2 separate regions of the Mus musculus genome follow, and region 1 is linked to region 2. A link is a loop called in an ENCODE intact Hi-C map of the cell type or tissue named here. Cell type or tissue: gastrocnemius. All regions are shown on one strand. Each heading gives the region's core, and the rest is flanking DNA. Links, peaks and the distances in the headings are about the cores only.

Region 1 (8,267 bases), core at 1,573-6,572, 270 kb before region 2:
GGATGGATGGCTCAGGAACTGATTAGTGGGCCTAGAGGATGGCTGGATGGCTCAGGAACTGATTAGTGGGTCTAGAGGATGGATGGCTCAGGAACTGATTAGTGGGTCTAGAGGATGGATGGCTCAGGAACTGATTAGTGGGCCTAAAGGATGGCTGGATGGCTCAGGAACTGATTAGTGGGTCTACAGGATGTCTGGATGGCTCAGGAACTGATTAGTGGGTCTACAGGATGGATGGCTGAATCTGAAGCATAGAAGATAGGGAGTGTGGGGCTGCATTACACAGATTAGGATCTGAATCACGAAGGGAAAATTCTTTGACAAAGTGGGTGTTCTAGGTGAGCCTGTCTATTCCTGCAAACTGGGCACCTGGTTGCTAATCCCCTCATTTGACCACTTGAGCAATATACACAGTGCAAACCCAACAGCACTTATATCACTGCTCCAGCTGCACCCTTTCAACCACCCTGGAAAATCTCCAAGACAATAGGAAGACAAAACAAGCCCACAAAACTGCCCTAGGTTTTGCTTGCAAGCCAATGTGTCCTTTGCATGTAATTGTGTCCATTTGTTGGTTTGTTGATTTTCTAAGATTCTCAGTCTCCAAGGGAAGGATCTGCATTTGGGAAAGTCAGTATCAGAGCATCAAGCCTTGAAGCTGGCTGGGCATTGGGATAAGCTGTGGAATTGATGGGAAATATCCTTCTAAACTACTCCTTCAGGATGCTGCTTCAGAGAACAGCCCAGCATGTTTTATACTTACACTGGTGTTCTGTGGCCAGCTAGATCGTTATTCAGATATTCATGGCAACAGCGGCTATGTTTTATTCACTTCTCATGGTTTCCATATCAGGTAGCATGCTAACAGGTACCAAATAAACACTTACATTTTTAAGCCTCTCTCCTTTTTCTCCCTTTACTGGACACTGAGATACTTTAGTTGATCGTGACAGCTATTTTAACCAAAATGGTACCTTATTTTAAACTCACACCCACATTTAAGTATGGTGTGGAATTAACGGTGGAAAATACTCCCTGTCTGCTGCTTTATGGTTACCTTTAAATATGATATTCTGTATCAGGTGGCAAATTCTTCTGGTGGTTATTATACTTATTAAGAAAAATATCTTCCTGAGTGAGGTAGCCCAGACACAAAAGAACACACATGATATGTACTCACTGATAAGTGGATATTAGCCCCACAGCTCAGAATACCCATGATACAATTCACAGACCATATGAAGCTTAAGAAGAAGGAAGACCACAGTGTGGATGCTTCAGTCCTACTTAGAAAGGGTAGCAAAATAATCATGGGACATAGAGGGAGGGAGGGACCTAGGAGGGAAAGAGAAGGAAGGGGGGGGGAAGGAACAAGATGAGGTATGGGAAGAGATGAAAGAGAAGTACAGAGGGTCAGGAAATTGAACAAAAATATGTAGCAGTGGGGCATGAGGAACTGGGGTAGCCACTAGAAAGTCCCAGATACCAGGAAAGCAAGAGGTTCTCAGGACCCAACAGGGGTGACATAAGCCAAAGTACCCAACAAAGGGAAGAAAGAACCTGTAGAAACCATGTCCAGTAAATAGGTAAATCCCAGTTGAGGGATGGGACTACTCAAAAATATCAACCCAGAAATTTTCCTGTCTAAAGGAGAAGCAGGGACAAAAAATGGATCAGAGACTGAAGGAAAGGCCATCCAGAGACTGCCCCACCTGGGGATTCATCCCATCTGCAGACACCAAACCCAGATACTATTAATGATGGCAAGAAGCACTTGCTGACAGGAGCCAGCATAAGGAGGTGCTAGAGCAGTGAGGCAGGAGTGGGTGAGTGGGTGGAGCACCCTCATAGAAGTAAAGGGGAGGGGGATGGGAGAAGGGGGTTGTGGCAGGGAAAGTGGGAAGGTGGACAACATTTGAAATGTAAATAAACAAAATAATGAATAAAAAGAAACATCTAAATTAAAGCTTATAGAGGTGTGCATCCACAAAGGTACTCTGAAAGGTGAGGTCATCATTAAATGGGAGAAGAGTTTTAAGTGATAGTGGGAACCCTGGAACCGCTGTAACTAGGATTCATCACGTGCAGACCTCTTGTCTTACACGTTGTTCTGATGTTCCATTCGTCAAGTATGTCAATGACACAAACAATCATGGGGTTTGCTCCTAACAACCGGGGCAAAGAGTTGTGAAAACAGCCACTCAATTAGCTATTCAGCTTCAAATAACTCATTCTTTCACAATATTAGAGTGTCACTCAACAACTAATAAGCTAACTATGTATTCTTATTGTATTTGGGTTCTAGGAGTATTATTTTTATTATTTATGTGACTTATCTTTTGTCAATTCCATTCACAGACAAGGTAAAGATATGACTGAGATTAAAATTGGAATTCTAAAAATTTCATATAGTCAGCGGGCATGAGAGTTGAAGCCAAACAAATAGCTTTTCTAAGTCACATAAGCTAGTGACTTGGCTCTCTGGGATTGAAGTATAATGCCAAATATGATTAGATTTCTTACTAGCAGAGATGTGTTCTGGTACGATGTAGTATTTTCAGCCTGGGTGGCTTTATATTGCAATTTACATTGTTGTCTGCCCTTTGTTTCAAATTGTTCCTTGATTAACCTAGATTTTAAAACCATTTATGATTGCTCAGGGACCTCTCATTTTAATTGATGTGCAGAATTCCCCAACATGCACTGGATCTCTACATAAGCAGCAGTTACTCATGACTATGGTCTCAGGCAATATCTAAATCATGGGGTTTACAACATTTTATTAATTTAGGTGTCCCATGAAGAATTTCAGAGATTTTTTTTTGCCATAACTATCTATATTTTAACAAGCTTAAGAAACGTGCTTAAAAGCCACAAAGGTGGCTATTTGTTCATAAGTGATGAAGACACAACAAAATTAAAACACTATTTCTGCCCTCCAAGCACTGTATGAGATGGTTTACAGTATACCACCCTAGAGGCACTGATCTCTTCTGAGTTCAGAGCAAAGCAGGCTTGTACCTGGTTAGTACCAGGATCAAGAAATAGATATCCAGCAAGCGGCATGGAAAGGGCTTGAAAGAACTCATTATAATGATGACATGACCAGACAACATTGCACACTCTAGGATCACACAGAGCAGGGCTAAGCCTGGTCCCAGAAATGCAGCTCGCTCATTCTTATTCCACCTCAGTGTCCACTGCTACAAGCTGAAATTAATTAAAGAATCTACCCAAATGTCATTATGAAAACTTACCTAATGCCTTGTTGCCTCTTGCAGAATTTAAGAAATTAATTCAGTTTGCATGTGTATCCATTCTTAGGTCACTATGTACCCAAGTGCCCACCAAATCCATAGATGTATATGTTTTAGTCTCTTTGCTTACATGTACAGCAATTAATCAGTTATTTGGCTAATTCGGGTTCCCTGCTCCACTCTGCCACTGAGCTGAATCAATTGTGTGCCAAACGAGTCAGTATTTCTTGTCCTTATTCCCACACTTCCCGTTCTCTTTCTCTCCTAGTTTCCAGGGTGTGTGATAAAGCAGAGACATCAACAATGCCTCAGATCAAGACACATTTATCTCCTCCAGTAGAAAGCATGTGCTTGGGCAGCTCCCAATATCTGAGAGTTGAGGACAGTGACTCGTTCTCCACCCTGATGACCAAGTCCTGCCAAAGAGCAGCAGATGGTGTCTCCCTCCCAGATGCCTCAGGTCGTATGGTAATCAGGCGAATGTTCTGGATCTTTTAGGGCAGATGGATGTATTCCAGCCATTGACTTCTCCACTTCCTCCTCAACCTTGGTAGACAAAACCACAGGCTCTTGGTCATTGTCACGTTTTCCCATAACCCTTCTCTGGTTATTGGTTATACAGAGCAGAAGATTTTTTTCATTTGGTTTTGGTCTTTGCCTTCATCATTAGATGATAGAAGGGAACTATAGTTTTATAAAACCATGTACCAAAATATCATTAGACAGAGAAGCAAAATTCTGTTACTCTCTCAACTGCTGGCCAGATTTCCACAATTCCTCTCTAAAGAAAAAAAAAATGGCCACATCCAAGTGGGAAGCACTCCTCTCTTCCCTCCACCAGGCACACAGCAGTTGATTTACTATCTACTGTTCTTGCTCATTTCCAGACCACACACATCCATGTGAATAGATCTAGCCTGGACCCATAACATCCAAAGGGCATTGTCCTAAGACAGCATATGCAATCTTACTGATAATGACCCTAACCATGCACTTTCAGGGGCCTTTTCACATGAAATGAAGGCCTGGCTTTGGGGGTGGGTCAATAGGGAGCATTTAGAACATGGAAGGCCCACAGTTTGATATCCCCACATGAACTACACAGTCAGGCTGACAGACAGATAGACAGACACACAGACATTGTGAGAGTGATGGCTAATTTTTGTTTTATTTTCTTGAGACAGGGGCCTATGTATTCTGAGCTGGCTTTAAACACACTACATGGAATAGACTGGCCTTGAGCTCCTTGTTCTCTTATTTCCTGCTAAGTGTTGGGGTTCTAAGTGTGTACCTTCACACTTAGTGGCTGGATGAAAGGTGATGCCTGGCTTTTATCCTCTATCTTTACTTACAAGTCAGTAAGACTCAGATTTTTCTCTAAGCCCCATCCCCTGCTTTCCCTAACAAAAACAATAGAAATAGTGACTATAATTGCCTCACTGTCATGGGTGGGTGTGAGCCCAATAGTTTTCCTGTTTTCCTTTTTTTAATCTTTTCTTTTCTTATGTTATCTTTTTTTTCCCCCTTGTATAAGGGAGACATGCATCTCTCTAGTGCTGAAGGGAGAAAAGCCTTCTTGTGCTTCTCTGGTTTGTGGAGTGGTTCCTGACTCTGCAACCCAACTCTGCCACCCTGCCTTTGCAACTTTATGTCTGGCAACCTAGAACAAGCTTATGTATCCTAAATATTTGTTTTTAAAATAAAGACAATACAACAGCTCTTCTAGCATCATAAAGTTAAAAGAATTTGAATATAGTAAGCAAAGAAAAGTGTCATAAAGGAGGCTATGACTATTTCTGTCTTACTCTCATAGCATCTGTACTCCTGGGATAGTGTAGAGTATTGATAAGTATCCATAAAGTACAGTTGTGCATTACGATAGTCTCTGAACAGAGAATGAAGGCATGTGCTCATGTTAGAAAGCAATGTCTTTACAAAGATGAATCTAGTACATGCCCTTCACCTGCATGATGGGAAGAGGGAAGAGAGCAATGAACATTGGTCTCCTTCCCTTGTGAGAGAGGGTATATAGATATAGATATAGATATAGATATAGATATAGATATAGATATAGATATAGTATAGAGATAGAGAGATAGAGAGATAGAGAGATAGAGAGATAGAGAGATAGATATAGAGATAGATAGATAGATAGATAGATAGATAGATAGATAGATAGATAGATGTGTGTGTACATGTGTTTATGTCCCTGGATGGATAGCCTGGAACTTGCTGTATAGACCAGGCTGGTCTTGAACACATATAGATCTGCTATAGATAGGTCTGTCTGTCTCTACATGTGCTACTGTGTCCAACAATATCTGGCTTTTTATATAGTATCAGATATAAGCCACCACACGGAACATGCTTGAACAAATTGAGTAAAAGCAATTAAACAAGTTATTAGCTTTAATATTCAAACTTCTGTACTAGAATTTTGACAAACTGCCTAATGATGATTGGAGATTGTTACTGTCCAGAGGAAGCTTTCTTAAAATGCAAGTATTTAAGTTGAGGCTCAGGTAGTGTGGTGGTTTGAATATGCTTGGCCCAGGGAGTGGCCCTATTAGTAGGTATGGAAGAAATGTGTCACTCTCAGAATGGACAATGAGACCCTCCTCCTAACCACGTGAGAGACAGTCTTCTCTTGTTTGCCTTCAGAACAAGATCTAGAACATTCAGTTCTGCCTACACCATGCCTGCCTGGATGCTGCCTTGCTTCCCCCATGATAATAATGGACTGAACCTGTAAGCCAGCCCCAATTAAATGCTGTCCTTATAAAACTTGCCTCGGTCATGGTGTCTGTTTACAGCAGTGAAATCCTGACTAAGACAGGTAATAAGGAAAATGCAGGAAACAAATCAAAATACAAAACAAACAACAATAAACACATGTCAGCGCATTATAATTATTGACATGTCATGAAATTCTTCTCTCTGAAAAATCTTGGAGCATTTGGAGTCAAAACAAGCCAGTATGGCTGGGAGACACCAATGAGGACAACAAGAGGAGGAGGGGTGGGCTCTGTGGGATGCTGGAGTTTAACATGGAGGTAGGTGTGCATGCTAAGTGTGAAGGGACAGCATTGAAGGTTATATGCAGCTAGAGACTTAGTTCAGATTCATTCAAGGTGGCCTTCCTGGAATGTTGGTAGAAAGTGCATTCCAAGAGAGTAAGTGGAAAAGTTCAGGAGAGATAGGCCACGGCTTCTGTAAGAATGAGGAGACAGGAATAGACAGAGGGCAGAGTGAAGCACTGGACAGGGGTGGGCAGTAACAGAAGCAGCACCTACTGACAGGCTGTGCTCTGAATTTTGATGTCCTTCGTTCATTATTTAATTAAAAGCACACTGATCTCTCAGCAAAGAAACTTCAGAGGAAAAAAAAATATATAAGAAGAGTGAAACTATTCAAGGCCACAGATGCTAGCAAGGTAGGAGGAGGGGAAGACAGGCTAGAGCAGAGCCAGGGAAGAAGCCCAACCGTCCTCCCAGATCCAAGCTGGACACAGGAGAGGACACGTTAAGAAAATCAGTCAACAGAAATCCAGGTGTGTCGTGGTCTCCAAACTTACTTTTCATCTTGGAGAACTTAATAGCATAGAGACTGGGCATCCATTCACCCTGGGACTAAAGTAGATGGTGGGCATTGAAAACGAAAGAATTGGGCTCTTTAAAGAGACATGCCTGGTCTTGTGCTGCCCTCAGGTGACTCTGTCAGGGGAGGAAACCTCCCAGAAGACATCTTCCCCATCTGGGGTTCATGGGTAGCGATGAATAAATAAACAAAGCATTTGTCAGTACATCTCCTATTATACATCCAAAATGAAGACATTTGATACTGTAGCATGATTGATTCTTAAAGCATTATGTTACATAAACAAAGATAATCACCAGTACCCCCTATAGCATTATGACTCCTATACAGAATCTTTAGAATGAGAAAAATTATTCAGAGAAGGGTAGATGCTTGGGGCTTGGGCAAAGTGGATAGTGGCAGCTAGTTGGTAACAATGTTTGCTTTTGGGGATGGAGGGGGTATCCTAAACTTGGTGTTGGTTATGTCTGTACTTGTCTGAAAGTACTAAAAGTCTTTTAGTTTCATTCCTTAAGTGGGCAAGTTATACTCACAGCACACATCTCAATAATGTTGATAAAACACAAAACCCAAACCTTTTCTGACATGAGTAGGAAAGTTAATTCACAATTAGTTTTAACCTTTCTGAGATTTCTATAAGACAATATACGGCTTTGTAAACAAACTATACTTTTTCAAAAATACACTAATTTTAGCAGATTTGAGTGGATATTGAGAAACCTGAGCCACCACCGCGACACTTCAACCACAGAGGTGGCGTGTGAAGTTGGTTCAGTATCTTGTTCGAGGATAACGGGTCTCCTTTCTCTTGTGTTCTGTGTGATGTAGCTTCCTTTGGTTAGGCTCTCAAAGTGATTTTTCCCTTAAATGTTTCCATCATTTTTTGTGCATTTATTTGTGGAACATTAAAAAACTCCTGAGCTTACTGCACCTGTGTACCTGTGAGTGTAGTCTGCCTCAGTCTGAACATCAGGACAGCCTCCTTCGGGAGTCAAGGGAGACCAGGCTCACACAGTTTTTTTCCTCACAGTTTCTTTTCAAGCACATGGCCCCTGCATCCCAGTGAAACTGAGAATTGCTCAAGCCAACCATTTCCAGTTGGGGAACATTCTATGAAGTTGTCAGATGATACCAGCAATTCTTTCATAAGAGGAGATTTTATTTTAATTTTCCTTTCATTTAATTTCTTTACAACTTAAACAAGCCAACTTAAATAATAATAGTTTGGATTCAAGCCTCAAGTTGCTTGCTTACTGGTGTCGTGATCTTTGGGAAGTCCTTACAGCAGCTTGCACAGGGGTCACCTAAGACCATTGGAAAACACAGATATTTATCATTCGTAACAGTAGCTAAATTATAGTTGTGGAGTAGCACAAAGGTAGCTTTATAGTTGAGGGGGGTCACTGCAACATG
Region 2 (8,267 bases), core at 1,492-6,491:
GTAAATGAATTATGAAGTAATAAAAAGCTGTAGAAGAAAGGGACATGCATATTGCTGAGTGAGAAGCTGATCTAGAGAGACCGTGTACCTTGAGGCTCCCAAACAATAACACAGTCTGTAAATAACAAAAATACAGGGACGTTAAAGTTCCTGATTCCCGGGGCTCTCAGGTAGAGAGAGAAGATGAAAAATGTGTAACACACCACGTTTTCAAGGTGGAAAAATACTCTATCTGAAACTGTAGTCGTGAATACATGTTACTATACATTTGTCAAAAACAGACCAACCAAAACTATGGGCTCAACAAAAAATGTATTAATGCTGGCTCAGTGGTGCTAATGACTGTGCCTCTCCAATTCGAGATGTTAATAATGGGGAAGTTGGGTGTCAGGGAATAGGCTTATAGGAATTGTCTGTTCTATTTAGTCAATTTTGCCTTCTTTCTCCACCTCTGAGTTTTGCTGCCGCCTCCCCTTTCTTGTTCTTCTTTGGAACATAGTTTCACCCTGTAGTACTAGCTGATCTAGAAATTGAATTGTTTCTCCCTCTGCTTCTGAAGTGCTGGGATGGCAGGGCTGTGTGCCACCACATCTTGTTGAACTATTCTATGAGCTGACCAGTTCTCAAAATAGAATTTTCACAGTAAAACCTGTCTCTACCATGATTGAAGCAAAGTTCCAGCGTTCTGTTGCTATGTTGCCAGTAACACCCTTTTCATGCTACATTGTTACGAGCCTCTTGAAGACTAGGCCGGTGACTGAGAATGGCACTGATGGGCTCATAGTTTTAAATGCTTTGCTGCCAGTGGCTTGGAACTGCTTGATAAGGATTAGGAGGTGTGGTTTTGGTGGAGGAAGCGTGTCACTGAGTGTGGGCTACGGGGTTTCAAAAGCCATCATGCTCAGTCTCGCTCTATACATCCTGCCTGTGAATCATGTACTGCTCCAGTGCCATGAATCTACCAATGTTCTCGAATATGATTCTTTGAAACAGTAAGCAAGCCCCTGATTAAATGCTTTCCTTTATATCTTCCATTGGTCTTCATAGTATCTCCTCACAGCAACAGAAAAGTAACCAGAATAGTATCTGGTAAAACATTGTGATTCACCTGTATCCAAACAATGTTACATGTGGGAGCACCTCTAAGCATGTGGGAGCATCTCTAAGCATGTGGGAACACCTCTAAGCATGTGGGAGCACCTCTAAGCATGTGGGAACACCTCTAAGCATGTGGGAGCACCTCTAAGCATGTGGGAGCATCTCTAAGCATGTGGGAGCATCTCTAAGCATGTGGGAACACCTCTAAGCATGTGGGAGCACCTCTAAGCATGTGGGAGCATCTCTAAGCATCTGCAAATCTCAAATAGATGAGCAAGCATTGTGCTATGGAAAAGTTGACATGCAGCCTTCAGTGATTAAATTTCAAGATGTCTTTCTTTTAAAAATCAACTGATGTTTCTCTTATATACAGAGACAACCCATGTGGCAAGTGTGATATTTCTTAGGTGACTAAAAACAAAACTCAGCTTGGCATTGCAGCTACAAAGTTTTATTCAGGAAAGAAGAAGCAAAGAAGCAATTTAAGATCCAGTCTCCTGGGCACATTCTCATTGAATCTATTCCCTTTTGCTTTCATTCACTGGTAAGACAATCTAAGTCTCTACAGCCTGGCCCTGTGGAGGATGGTGTGGCCAAGGCCTTGCTGTCTTATCTTCTTGCCCTGGTACTGGAACCTGCTTCATTTGTGTTTGCAAAACCAGAGGCCAGGCATCAGGTTGATCAGGACATACCCCATGTTCTACTCTTTCCATCTTCAAACTTCCCCTTGGACCAGCAGCACACCTACTGCCTTCTGTGGGGCAATGAGGGGCGTTTTATGCTTTCCTGTGCAATGCCTGTCTGCTCTTGTCCCTGAAATGCTCGGTGACTCTCCATTTTTACTCACACAGACCTCAGGCCCAAGACATGTGTACTGGCTCTTATCTCTGCATAGAGATCTCTTTAGAGCATCAATAGAGGCACTTTCTGTTAAAATGTTACCTCTTCAGCTTGTCAGTCATTACCACCTTTGATTTTAATGTATTTCTTTACCTCGGCTTTTTAAAAAAAATGCTTATTTCTATGAGTACACTGTGGCTGATCTCAGACACACCAGAAGAGGGCATCAGATCCCATTACAGATGGTTGTGAACCACCATGTAGTTGCTGGGAATTGAACTCAGGACCTCTGGAAAAGCAGTCAGTGCTCTTAACCTCTAAGCCATCTCTCCAGCCCCACCTTGGCCTTTTTAAAAAACCACCCTTTTCTCTCACCGTGTCTTACTTTTCCCTTCCCTTAATTTTTCCTTTCCTTAATTTTGGTTTTGAACTCCACACAATGTACAATCACTGGGAAAAGAGTCTCAATAAGCGATTGTCTAGATCAAGCCGGTTTGTGAACATGTTTAGGGCCAGGTGTCTTGAGTGCAGCTAATTGATGTAGGAGGCCCCAGCATAAAAGAAGGCAGCACCATTTCTTGAACTTGGCCCTAGACTGCTTGTAAAGACAAGTACAAGGCCAAAGTCAGCAGATGAGTCTGAAAAGACTCAAAACCAAAACTTAGCGAATTCGTGTAAGGCAGAGAAGAAATGTGTCAGGACCCAGGGGCCATCACCAGGACCAAATGCTGTGTGTGGACAGTAAGGTTAGGTATGAAAACTCTCTCCCCGGTCCTGTAATGGGAAGTTTAGAGCAGTGGCTCTCAACCTTCCTAATGCTGTGACCCTTTAATGCAGCTCCTCATGGTGTGGTGACCCCTAACCATAAAATCATTTCTTTGCTATTTCATGAATGTAGTTTTGCTGCTGTTATGAATCAATGTAAATATCTGATATGCAGGATATCTGATATGTGACCCCTGCAGAAGGTCATTTGACCCCCAAAGATGTCACACCTCAGGTTAAGAACCAGTGGTTTCGATTACAAACCCCACAGGACATAACACACCCTGGGGAAAGAGTCTCCACGAGAGACTGTCTAGCTCAACTGGCCTAAGACTATCAAAGCAAATGTGGCAGAATTGATTCAGATGGGACAGTTTCACAGTGAGGAGCAGACAGTGACTGTGAGTAAGAGAATTTATGGTGTGGTAACTCCTGCTCACAGCCAAGGAGATGTCAGAGGCTTGAGTAGAGTGGGAAAGATTCTCTTCCTTTTTAAATAAGTGTTGCTAAGAAAGCCAGTGCCTCGTCATGCTTAATATATCAACCACTCATCCCTCTCCACCTATTTCTGAATTGGAATCAATGAAACTGATCATAAATTAAATTGCTACCCACCAGTAATCATGCCTACCTACTTCAAGGCAATAAAAATCCAATTATAACAATCATGGAAGTTCTTCAGTAAATAATCAGCAGACTACATTCACGGTTAAAAAAATAAAATAAAATAAAATAAATGACTAGGGATGTTTCTTTCTTCCAGTCAAATAGTCGGATTAAATACATGTCAGGTGATGTTTCGGAATAAGTTTTATTCAAAACAACCGGAAAGCAAGCATTTCCATTAGGAAACTGCAGAGCTGTGTACTGAGTGGTACACCTCCACTCACTCTGAGTGCCCTGCATCTCGGAATGTGCCTGCTCCTGCAGGTAGTGTTCCGACAGAGGCAGTTCAGTTAAAATGGGGGTATATCACATTAACTCACAGAAACATGAACAGTTGTGAGGCGAGGCAAGGCTTAGGAAGAAACTGAAGAACCACGTATTCATTTTAGCTTCCAACCTCTGGGCCCCAAACCACCCACTGTGGATTTGTTGTGGTGGCTAAGCAGACGGGTACATACGGGGTTTCTATTAGTCATTCAAGCAAACAACTTCAAACCTGCACCCATCCTGAGGAGTGAGCAACTGTGATTGGTGCACAGGAGCAGGAATCCTGCAGGAGACTCTGGGTGGTAAAAGGCAACAGAACTCCCTGGGACAACAACGAGACATGTGGCACTCACTTCAGGTATGAGAAGCACCAGTGAGAACCCTAAGGAACCTCAGGCACCATCATAGGATGACGACTCCAGATTGGAGGAAAGGTTTCTGCCTGGGATGCTTAAGTGTGCGGACTTATCTGTAAACAGAAATGAGCCTAGTTCCCAGAAGAGAAAAAAAAGAGGATTTAAAAGCCTGGCAAGAATAAAAGCAGTGCCCCTGCCGCACCATAACTACCCCAAACATGCATAGTTTAATCACTAAGCCAGCAGACTTGGGTCAATGCAAAGGCAGCTAAGCCATTTGGGGGGCTGATGAGGCAACATTAACCCTTGCAGAACTTGACTAACTCTATAGCCCCATCTGCTGGCAGAGGTGGGAAATAGTTAACATATTGCTCACCTTTGGCCAAAGTCCTAAGACCTATTTGGAGCTGAACCAATCAGGGATAGGAGGTTTTATGTTCATGACTAAAAGGAATATTAAAACATGTGCTGGAATGAACCAAGCATTGCATGCAACAGCAGGTAGGAATAGGCAAACTGCTTTTTAATTTATTATTTTGTGTATGTATGTGTCATGTGAGTGTGTGTGTGTGTGTGTGTGTGTGCACTCATAGATCCCCATATGTAGCCATATCTGGAGAGGTCAGAGGTAAATACCTGGGTTTTTCCATTGCTTGTCATTTCTGTTTTTTGAGACAGTGTCTTTCACTGAAACTGGAAATCACTGATTCAGCTAGACTGGCTTGTCAGCGAACCCCAAGTCTGCTCCTATCTCACCTCCCATCTCTATCTAGTTCTGGGATTACAGGTGCATCGCAGCACATCTGGTCTTGTTCCGTGGGGATTAAACTCAATCCGTCATGCTTGCAAGGTAAACACTTCTAGTAAAGCTACCCAATACCCCCAAACTGTTTCTTTTTCACAACCCAAGTAGAGATTTAAAAGTCTACTCAGTCTATCAAGATTGACAGAACTCTACTGTCCTTCCAAACATATGCCAGGTATCCTGTGACAACTGAGTGTACCATTGAAACACTCTCTGGGTGTGTGTGTGTGTGTGTGTGTGTGTGTGTGTGTGTGTGTGTGTGTGTGTGGTGTAGGAAGGAGCAGTTCAAAGAAGCTTTGTGCCTTTTTCTCTACAATTCAATATGCTGATGCGTCCACACACACACACACAAAAATCTTATTATAAACAATCAATCTGACTACAAACAATCAAGAGAAGACCCTGATGTTTACTGAAATGAGACAGAAATGGCTTTGCCATATCTCCTTATATCTATCTATTGTTCAAAGAATCAGGTAACTTATAACCCTCACTAAAACTGAACTCAGAAAAGCAAATGCTATTTGTCTATATTAAGCAACAGTCCCTTATGATAATGCTACCTAACACAGAATCCTGTCTCGGTGGCTCCAGGCAACAGATTCTCCTCTCTTCCTGCAAGAGCCTGCAGGTTGGCCAGTGTGGGTCTACAGCGTGCAGTGAGCCAAGCTCAGGGTCAGGTTTGCTTTATGTGATTCTTATCACAGAGCCAGCAGCCTCCCTGAGTCCTCTCCCATCTAGATGGCAGAAGGACAAATGAAAACACCCAGCCATGCGAGCACATCGGGAATCTCAGTTGTTCACAGAACATCTGTGAATGTCTTCTCAGCCTAGGCATGTCACAGCACCAGATCCGAATTTGGAGGGTGAGGCTGTACATGCACCCAGTCTCCTGGGAGCCCACACCAAGGCTAGATGGATAGTACCACTGCACAGCTAGTGTGCAGCAGAGCAGCTTGTCAGGAACTGGCAAGTCTTTGCAAGCACTGAGGATTAGCACTGAGCGCCCTGCCTTACTGCCAGGTTTCTAGGAACTTTGAATATATGGTTTCTACAAACACAGCTGTGTGCCTGCTAGCTGGCACATTCAGCTTTTCTAATGGGCTGCATAACTCATCAAAGGAATATGTCTAAAATCTTCGTCTTTTAGTTGACTGAACTATAATATAAAATTATTCCTTTGACTTTTATTAAGAGATTTTATTGAGCTAATAAAACTAATCATATATGTCAAGCAGACATTTATATATCACCCAGTTGCCAAACTAAGACATAACAGAATTCCTGAAACAAGCTTCGGGGCCATAACAATATGCTAGGGGAAGTAGAGGTAGTCCCATCATCATATCTAATTGAGACATTATTTAAATGATTGGAGAATTTGTAAATGTTGCTGGAAATTCAATTCTGACAGGAAGATACTGAAACATGACTTTGCTATGGGGGGGGGGGGGCGTGGGGAGAAGGGTAGGAATCACAGATACAGAAAATTCACCACAAAGAATATATGGCTTAGAACGGACAGCCAAGCCTTCTGTGTAGACACAGTGCTGCCGAAAGCCGGGCTCCACAGAGAGGTCTGTGGAACAGGGGCTTCCAAAGAGCACCAGGTCCGCCATCGACCACCGATGGCTGGAGGTTGCTGGGACAGGGTAGCACAGCCGCATGCGGCTCACTTGCCTTTGACCTGCTCTGCCTGCTCTCTGCATGATGATCTGTCATGCTTCCTACTTAACTAATGGAAAAGCGGTCTGGCACCTGGGCCAAAACTCATTTAGTTGTCAATCTCAGAGTGAAGACTCTAAGAGTAGTTCCCTACCTAGGCTCCGTGAGACCAGGATACTTTCACCAGCAAAAATAAACTGGCTGTTATGAGCGGCTGGGGGGATCTTGGGGACCCAGGACCAGGCACGCGACAATAACATCTAGGACATTCGAGACTACAGGTGAGTGGCGTGCTGGCGAGGAGGAGGCAGACTGCCCGGAGCTGCCCTGGGACGTGGTCAATGTGGTGTTCGTGGACTGCTCGGGCAAGCAGATCCCGGAGAGGGGCAGAGTCGAGGACAATGTTCTCTACCTGGCCCAGCGCCACTGGGTGGACCTGGAAAGGGCCTGCAAAGCATCCCTGGCATGTTCCACCTGCCATGTATGTGAGTGGGGCCCACCTGGATCTCCTGCCTCCTGAGGAGGTGGAGGACAACATGTTGGACATGGATCCACTGCTCCAGGAGAACTCGAGACTGGGCTGCCAGATTGTGCTGACCCCTGAGCTGGAGGGAGTCGAGGTTGCTCTTTCTCATATCACCAGGAACTTCTATGTGGACAGCCACATCCCCAAACCCCACTGACATGAGGCCACTGGACCAACCAGGCCATGGAACTGAAGAGCTAGGCTTCCTACCCCAGAGCATGACTGCCGAGGAAAGAGAAGTTGGGCCCACAGTGTAAGACCAGAAATGCCACTGGGGACAGCCAGAGTCTGAGCCCTGATGGGGATGGGTCTCCATCTTGGCTGTGTCAGTCCACCAGGGAGAATCGAACTGTAAATTAAGGATGGACTCAAACCAGAGCTGCAATAAAATGTCACACACACACACACACACACACACACACACACACACACACACACACACACACGTTTTTTAAATTGACTGAGCCCACACTCACTGTTATCCAGTTTGCAATTTTGTCTCCCACAGTTAATTCCTTAAGCAAGTCATCTTTTTTTTTTTTTTTTTTTTTTTTTCCATTTTTTATTAGGTATTTAGCTCATTTACATTTCCAATGCTATACCAAAAGTCCCCCTTACCCACCCACCCCCACTCCCCTACCCACCCACTCCCCCCCTTTGGCCCTGGCGTTCCCCTGTACCGGGGCACACAAAGTCTGCGTGTCCAATGGGCCTCTCTTTCCAGTGATGGCCGACTAGGCCATCTTTTGATACATATGCAGCTAGAGTCAAGAGCTCAGGGGTACTGGTTAGTTCATAATGTTGTTCCACCTATAGGGTTGAAGATCCCTTTAGCTCCTTGGGTACTTTCTCTAGCTCCTCCATTGGGAGCCCTGTGATCCATCCATTAGCTGACTGTGAGCATCCACTTCTGTGTTTGCTAGGCCCCGGCATAGTCTCACAAGAGACAGCTACATCTGGGTCCTTTCAGTAAAATCTTGCTAGTGTATGCAATGGTGTCAGCATTTGGAAGCTGATTATGGGGTGGATCCCTGGATATGGCAGTCTCTACATGGTCCATCCTTTCATCTCAGCTCCATACTTTGTTTCTGTAACTCCTTCCATGGGTGTTTTGTTCCCACTTCTAAGGAGGGGCATAGTGTCCACACTTCAGTCTTCATTTTTCTTGAGTTTCATGTGTTTAGGAAATTGTATCTTATATCGTGGGTATCCTAGGTTTTGGGCTAGTATCCACTTATCAGTGAGTACATATTGTGTGAGTTCCTTTGTGATTGTGTTA

Evidence for each region. Peaks named below come from ENCODE experiments on the same cell type or tissue, not always from the same donor. Only the 100,000 strongest peaks of a DNase experiment are listed, where the experiment ranks them.
Region 1: a loop joins it to region 2, with 4 times the contacts of the local background. A loop is called at or near these places in 29 of 42 quality-filtered maps.

The regions. Positions count from the first base shown.
Region 1 is chr5:102,683,246-102,691,512 of GRCm38, reverse strand. The region is part of intron 3 of Arhgap24 (Rho GTPase activating protein 24); the gene reads right to left. Among named protein-coding and RNA genes, the nearest start is that of Gm30396, 56 kb to the right of the region's middle. In gastrocnemius, for the core only: no CTCF peak of the experiment used is centred there; a DNase peak (open chromatin) is centred at 3,680; H3K27ac peaks cover 572 bases.
Region 2 is chr5:102,415,343-102,423,609 of GRCm38, reverse strand. It overlaps a transcript of Arhgap24 not described here and the pseudogene Gm6622. Among named protein-coding and RNA genes, the nearest start is that of Arhgap24, 62 kb to the left of the region's middle. In gastrocnemius, for the core only: a CTCF peak has its summit at 4,335 (motif pointing left); no DNase peak of the experiment used is centred there.